Linked DNA regions of Homo sapiens: regions 1 and 2 are each linked to region 3. The links are chromatin loops, found by intact Hi-C in ENCODE. Cell type or tissue: endothelial cell of umbilical vein. All regions are shown on one strand.

The links. Hi-C counts contacts between places; a loop is a spot of excess contacts. Peaks named below come from ENCODE experiments on the same cell type or tissue, not always from the same donor. Only the 100,000 strongest peaks of a DNase experiment are listed, where the experiment ranks them.
Region 1: it touches region 3 in a loop (4-fold over the local background); 16 of 110 quality-filtered maps call a loop at or near these places.
Region 2: it touches region 3 in a loop (2.4-fold over the local background); 3 of 110 quality-filtered maps call a loop at or near these places.

Annotation. Positions count from the first base shown.
Region 1 is chr10:86,871,449-86,873,948 of GRCh38, forward strand. The region is part of intron 2 of BMPR1A (bone morphogenetic protein receptor type 1A); the gene reads left to right. Among named protein-coding and RNA genes, the nearest start is that of MMRN2, 85 kb to the right of the region's middle. RefSeq lists enhancers at 255-816, 1,464-1,583. In endothelial cell of umbilical vein, no CTCF peak of the experiment used is centred here; a DNase peak (open chromatin) is centred at 1,543; H3K27me3 peaks cover 436 bases.
Region 2 is chr10:86,959,364-86,961,863 of GRCh38, forward strand. It overlaps SNCG (synuclein gamma), which reads left to right. Exons shown (of 5, transcript NM_003087.3): 2 at 270-311; 3 at 638-765. Among named protein-coding and RNA genes, the nearest start is that of SNCG, 2.0 kb to the left of the region's middle. RefSeq lists enhancers at 1-125, 1,326-1,926. In endothelial cell of umbilical vein, a CTCF peak has its summit at 1,245 (motif pointing left); a DNase peak (open chromatin) is centred at 1,228; H3K27ac peaks cover 1,075 bases.
Region 3 is chr10:86,746,644-86,749,143 of GRCh38, forward strand. No RefSeq gene overlaps it. Among named protein-coding and RNA genes, the nearest start is that of BMPR1A, 8.7 kb to the right of the region's middle. In endothelial cell of umbilical vein, no CTCF peak of the experiment used is centred here; a DNase peak (open chromatin) is centred at 1,358; H3K27me3 peaks cover 326 bases.

The DNA of each region.
Region 1 (2,500 bases), 120 kb after region 3:
AAATTAATAATTCAACGGCAAGAACACTGTTTCCATAGGACTCCAGCATTGGAAGGGATAACGTAGATTATTTAGTCTAGGGCCAGGCGGTGGTGGCTCACGCCTGTAATCCCAACACTTTGGGAGGTTTAGGCGGGTGGATTGCTTGAGTCCAGGAGTTCGAGATCAGTCTGGGCAACATGGCAAACCCCATCTCAACAGAAAATACAAAATTAGCCAGGCTTGGTGACACGTGCTTGTGGTCCCAGCTACTCAGGAGGCTGAGGTGGGAGGATTGCCTGGAGCCCAGGAGGCAGTGAGCTGAGGTTGTACCACTGCACTTCAGCCTGGGCAACAGAGTGAGACTCTGCCTCCAAAAAAAAAAAAAAAATTTAGTCCAGTCTCCCTTTCTATCATGTTGGTCATGTCTTTGACAAAGATGCTCTCAAACTTTATTCCTTATGTACTCTGTGAGCAAAGTCCCTGGGTTCTTTTGGTTGTATCTCAAGTGGAGTGGTTGCTATGTCCTTTGCATTCCTGTCATTCTTCTCTCAAGTGCTTAGGAGGCCTGGCCAGGTGGAATACAGTAAGATGGTTGTCCTGTTTGATTACAGCAGCATTTCCCTTCATTCTCAGACTGCATGCATGTCTTAGGAGTTGTCATCAATACCAATACGTATTGAGCTCGTAGTCAGGGAAGATTTGATGGCTGTTCTCCATACAAGTTATCACAGCTTTTTTTGTCTATAAAAATTTCTTGCAGATTGAATTGTTATGGATAGCACCTGTTAGTGACTTCCTTTGCCAGGTTGGCAAGTGTGTTGTAAACATGGATGAGAGGAGGAAACTTCTATTTAGCACCTACTATGTACCAGGCTCTCCTAAATAGTTTAAAATGTGTATTTACATTATATAATATATATAAAATCAGGCAGGGAAGTATAGGATAGTTGTTAACATGTAGAATCTGGAATCAGACCTCCTTGATTTTAATTATGACTCTGCCACTTAACCTGTTGTGTGATCTTTGATAAGTTCCTTAAAGTCTACTTGCCTGTTTCTTCATCTGTAAAATTAAAATAATAATTTAACCTTTAAATAAGTTGGTTGATGGTTTGATAACTTAATATATGCAAAGCATTTATGACTACTGGCACATAGAGGTTAATATGTGTTAGCTATTATTTTATATGAGTTCCTTAAGTTTAAAAATATTTAAATTTATTTAATTTTTTATTTTAAAAATTATTTTAAATATGTGTTTGCTGTTATCTCATTTGGTTCTCAAAATAACTGTCAGTTAATAAATATCATTCCAGATTTGTTTGTTTGTTAAGATGGGGTCTTGCTGTGTTGCCAAGGCTGGAGTGCAGTGGCTCTTAACTGTTGTGATCACAGTGCATTGTAGCCTGGAATTTCTGGGCTCAAGTGATCCTGTTTGAGCCCAGGATTACAGCTGAGATTACAGGCGGTCACCACCACAGTTGGCCTCATTCCAGTTTTAAAGATGAGGAAACTAATTCAGAGAGGTTAAGTTAAAGGCAGATCCAGAATTTGAACTTATGCCAGGGTAGCAGGGTCGTGGATGTTTTTGCGGAAGGAACTCACACACAGTCCTTTCCTCTGAAAGGGAAAGCACTTAGAGTCTCACGGCCAGCCAGCTCTGCAGGGTGCCTTGGTTGTGGCTCTAATGAGACAAGGCCACATATTAGCTTTAAATAAACCAATGAGGAAACAGTGACAATGAAAGATGTAACAAGGCATAGCGGTCAGTCTCCTGCCCAAGACTGTGAGTTCCTTGCAGCAGGAACAACCATACTCATATTTGTATTTCTGGTACCTAACACTGGGTCGGTAATACGTACTCCAGATGCAGGCCAGTTGCAGTGGTTCACACCTGTAATCTCAGCACTCTGGGAGGAGGCCAAGGCCACAGGATTGCTTGAGGCCAGGAGTTTGAGACCAGCCCAGGCAACATAGCGAGACCCACCGCCCCCACCCCTATTAAATTAAAAAAAAAAAAAAAGATGTTGTTGGTGAATAAGTGAGTAAATTAATAAGTGAAAATTTGGGGAGGGGTGGAGACCTAGCAAGGGAGGCAGGACCAAAGCCAGGGTTTCTGGCATGGTATCCACTGGAGAGTGGTAGCCAGTGGAGGAGCAAGAAAGAAAGGTGTGGGTTTGATTTAGACAGGTGGAGTGTGATTCTAGTAGAAATATTTAGTGGGAAAATTGAAATGAGGAAGAGAGATTAGGATTGGAAATACACTGGAAACTTCTCTTGAATTGGAAACCTGGAACATATATCCTTAGAATGACAGTTGAATTATTTCAAGAAGTTTTCAAAGAAATGCTGTTAAATCATGTGGCAGACATTATTCTATAGTTATTTTAGACTTTACATCTTTTTCTCTCAGCATTATGTAATGGGAAACAATTTTATATTACAGAAATAAGAGATTGCAGGGATTTTTAGAACTAAGCTACATATAACATACACGTGTAAATGATACCTCACTGTA
Region 2 (2,500 bases), 210 kb after region 3:
CGGGCAGGGGCTGGACCCTGGGTCTAGCCAGTGTCCCTACCTCAGGCCTGCTCTCTCTTGTCCCCCACATTCTGTCCTGTCCCCTTCCCATCCATCCACTTCTTCCAGACACAGCAGGAAGAGGCCCTCTGAAGGGGCCGCCGGCCCCCAGACACCATCCTTACCCCCCCACCGACCCCACAGTTTGTCCAGCTGTTCTGTTGTGTTTGTCCTGACCGCCCCCAACACCTCGAGGGAGGTCTGGGCTGACAGCTCCATTTCCTCCCCAGGAGCCAAGACCAAGGAGAATGTTGTACAGAGCGTGACCTCAGGTGAGAAGCCCCAGGGCCAGGGGACACATGGGGGATAGGACCCCTGGGGCTCCTGCATCCTAGTGCTGGGGCTCAAACCTAGAGTCCTGCCTTACCCCCAACTGGGGTCCCAAGCCCTACAGACCCCTGCAGACCATGAGGCTAAACTAGGGTGGGCGTCTCCTTACCCCCACCAGCATCAGAGGTGCCCTGGAGTCAGAGGGAGCAGGGGAGGGTCCCAGCAGGGCCAGGGCTCTGAGCTCCTGGGAAGGGGCTGCGAGCCTGACTCCAGCAGGCCTGCCTTGGGGCTGGGGCTGGGGTGGAGGCCAGCCAGTGTCCTCCCATAGTGGCCGAGAAGACCAAGGAGCAGGCCAACGCCGTGAGCGAGGCTGTGGTGAGCAGCGTCAACACTGTGGCCACCAAGACCGTGGAGGAGGCGGAGAACATCGCGGTCACCTCCGGGGTGGTGCGCAAGGTGAGCCCCGGCCCTCAGACCTGCCCAGTCCTCTCCTGGGCCCAGAAAGGCTGCTGGGCGGAGGCGGCATCACTCCACTCCACACCCCAGGAAACAACACGGGGGGCTGCGGCTGGCTTCAGTTTCAGTACCCACTGAGCGCCGGCATGGGGTGGGGTCCATGCTTGCTGTTCGACCTGCATTCGGGTCTGGAATCACCACAACCACCCCTTCGGGGGACTTGGGAGCCCATCTCATAGACAAGGAAAGTGAGGCTCAAAACCACATCTTCCGGACGGCTCTCAGCACTTAGGAGACACCCCATTTTATAAGTGAAAACAGGATCCCACACGGTGACAGGCAGCCTCCCGGGCAGTGGTCACCAGGCCGGGGGCTGAGTAGCACCAGCCCCGCCCCCAGGGCCTAGCCTCCCTCCCTGGGCTGGGCGGGGCAGCTGCCTCCTGCTGGGAGCCTCAGGGAAGTAGCGTCCCCTAGTGGTAAGAAAGCAGTGCTGCTTCTGACCCTACCCTCTGCAGCTGCCTTTGTGTGTGTGTGCACGTGTGTTGAGTGAGCATGTGGGTGCATTTGTGAGAATGTGTGGGTGTACATGCGTGTGAATGTACACATGCGTGTGCGGCCCAATAGCAGACAGCACAGGAGCAGTGGGGCGCACCCCAGGGACGGGTGTTGGCTGGGTGAGCTGTCCCAGCACCTGTGACACAGCAAGCTCTGCTTTACGCATTGTACGCTTATTAGTTCATTTAATAGACACAAAATCCATGAGACGGTGTGGAAACTAAGGCCCAGAGAGATTAATGTGCCCAAGGTCCCATGGCTAGTTCATGTGAGCTTGGAATTCCCCTGAGCAGCCTGTACTCTGAGAGACCCTGTGGCAGTGTAAGTGGTGGCCTGGGCTAGGATTCCTACCTGGGGGTGGGGCGGGGGAGCAGTGTCCAGCTCTCCTACCTGCTCCAGGCCTCCTAGGTGGTGGAGTCTGAGGCTCTGAGCACTGAGAATCCCTGCGTTAGGAGTGGGTGGGTGGAAGGGTGGGGGCTGCCCTACTCCTCTTGGCTCTGGGGCGATGCCCAGGTGTCTGCTTCCAGGGCCAGCACAGGGTCTCCATGTCCTTGGAGCTGGCAGCCGCTCCCTCTCCTAGTTCCCCTTTCTCGTCGTATGACCTTGAGAAGCAAAGGAACCTCTCTGGGCCTCCGTGTTCTCATCTGCAAGATGGGGGTGAGAGTGTCGGCCTCCCTGGGCTGTGTGATGAGGCAGGGCCATGACCTCCATGAAGCAATTCTCCTGGTCTATGTGAGCACCCAGCAGAGGAAGGTGACCATCATCATCATCATCATCATGTGTCCCAGGCAGAACACATAGAGCCCCAGGGGGCTCCTCCCTCCTCACCCCCAGCAAAAGAGGCCCTGGGGTGAGGGTGCCCGGGCATTCCTTGTGAATCCCGGAGCAGGGCTAGTGAGCCCTTGGAGCCACCTCGAGGGAGACTCATTTCCTGGTGACACCCCAAAACCAGTCACGACTCATCTCCCAGTGAACTGTGAAAGGCCTCAGCAGGGACTATCTGACCACTCATACCCCTGGCCTCATCATCAGCCTTAGGGCAGCAGGACTCAGCAGGTGGCCACCTGCCCTGCCCCTGGATAGCCTGGCCGACTCCCGCCAGCACAGCACTGCCCTTTTATGCCCCACTCCGCCAAGGGGCAGGATGGCCCTGGGGCAACACAGAGGTGACAGTATCCCC
Region 3 (2,500 bases):
TTTTCTTTGTTCCTTTTTTTTTTTTTGAGACAGAATCTCACTCTGTTGCCCAGGCTGGAGTGCAGTGGCGCGATCTTGGCTCACTGCAACCTCTGCCTCCTGGGTTCAAGAGATTCTCTTGCCTCAGCCTCTCAAGTAGCTGGGATTACAGGCGTGCGTCACCATGCCCAGCCAATTTTTATATTTTTAGTAGAGACGGGGTTTCACCATGTCGGCCAGGTTGGTCTTGAACTCCTGACCTCAGGTGATCTGCCCACCTTGGCCTCCCAAAGCGTTGGGATTACAGGCGTGAGCCACTGCACTTAGCTGAGATGCTGCATTTTCAATGCCAACCCCTCAATCCCTGCCCATTGTGTGCACTGAGACCATCAAGTGATTTTTTTATATATCCTTCATGTAGACCTGCACTGGCTAGTACATACAATAGCTGCTTGGCATGTGTGACTGTGTAAATTCTAAATTAGTTAAAAATAAATAAAAATCAAAATTCAGTTTCTCTGTTTAGCCATATCAAATGCTCAATAACCACATGAGATTAGGGGCTACTGTGTTGGAACAGGGAAGATACAGGACATTTTCATTTTCACTGAAAGTTCTATTAGACAGTGCTGGTGTAGATTCTGACCTGCTCAGCTCAGCCTTAAGAACAAAGTCTTGAGCCTAGCACGGTGGCTCACGCCTGTAATCCCAGCATTTTGGGAGGCTGAGGTGGGAGGATCACTTAAACCCAGGATTCGAGATCAGACTGGGCAATACAGGGAGGCCCTGTCTCTACAAAAATACAAAAAAATCAGCTGAATGTGGCAGTATGCACCTGTAGTCCCAGCTACCTGGGAGACTGAGGTGGGAGGATTGCTTGAGCCCAGGAGGTTGAGGCTGCAGTGAGCTGTGATCACACCACTGCACTCCAGCCTGGGTGACAGACAGCAAGACTCTGTCTTTAAAAAAAAAAAAAAAAAAAAAAAAAAAAAAAAAAAAAAAAGATAGCATTTTTTACCTCAAATAATGACAGAACGCAGAATATTTCTCAGCAATAAGAAAAGCCACCCCAAGAAGCAGCAAAGAGATGGGCTCACAGTCTCTGAAAAGGAAGTCAGTCATTAGCCACCTTCTGACATCCTAGCAATTAGCTGGTCTTGGGAGAAGAGCAGGTATCTCCAGAGAGGTGCCAAATAAATAGGATAAGAGACTATAAAAATGAAAAGCCTTTTGGCCTTTCATCACAGGATAATCCAATGCATGCGAATTAATGGTGAAAGGCTCAGTAATAGCCTTTGTGAGGAAATAGGAGCAGTGTAGCAGGATATCCTTTTTCCGCACTAAAGCACCCAATTCTTTCAATTTTATATACAGCGGAAGCAATTAATTGTACTAGAAAGAAATCCACAGCTGGCTTTTCCTGATGGCCTCATAAGCAACAAGCACTATTGTTCAGTTTCCGGGACAGATGTAAAGTCATTCTATTGCACTGCTGAGATTTTTCTGAATGTTTAGTTTGACTTCTCCAAAGATAACTTATGTGTTAACATCTAAAATTTGATTCGTCTTGTCATCACACATTTTCAGTATAAGCAACTGTCAAAAAGTTAATTTTTATTGTGCTATTGCACTCCAGCCTGGGCAACAAGAGTGAAACTCCATCTCAAAAAAAAAAAAAAAGTTAATTTTTGATTTGTAATATAATCCAGCACGTGACTTGATGCTGGTATTTTTTCCAAACGTTATGTGACTGAATCATGTTATTCACTTTTGTTTGTTTTACATGTTTACATGCAGTTGAACTGCACTGCCTCTGCTTTTGTGGTATCATCCACAGTGTGGCTATTCAGGAATCAGGCATAACAAGATTATACATCAAAAACTCAGAAATTTAACATTTCAAATGCTGGCCTGTATGGCATTGCTTCACCTTCTAGATGCATTAAAATACACCATATTTCATTAATTCTCAGATGCACATTTTTTTTGACATTTGAAACTTTCTGGAATTGCGATATCTTAATTAACGTGTCAGGGTTTAACTGGCAAGGTTTTTCTTCCTTAGTTGTACATAAAATAATGATGGATCTTATAATCAACAGTATCCATGCTGTTCTTTGGGTGGAAAAAACCCACAACGAAACAGTACCCTAGTTTTGATGACATATGGTATACATAGTTAAAATCTCATGAGTATGATGTGTTATTGCAAGTGTAACAACAGAACAACTCTTTATTTATTTTTTCTGAGACATGGTCTCCCTCTGTTGCCCAGGTTGGAGTGCAGTGGCATGATCACAGCTCACTGCAACCTCTGCCTTCTGGGCTTAAGGGGTCCTCTTGCCTCAGCCTCCCGAGTAGCTGGGATGACAGGCAAGTGCTACCATGCCTGGCTAATTTTTGTAATTTTTATAGAGATGGGGTTTTGCCATGTTGCCCCGGCTGGTCTGGAACTCCTGGACTCAAGCGATCTGCCTGCCTTGGCCTCCCAAAGTGCTAGGATTACAGGGGTGAGCCACTG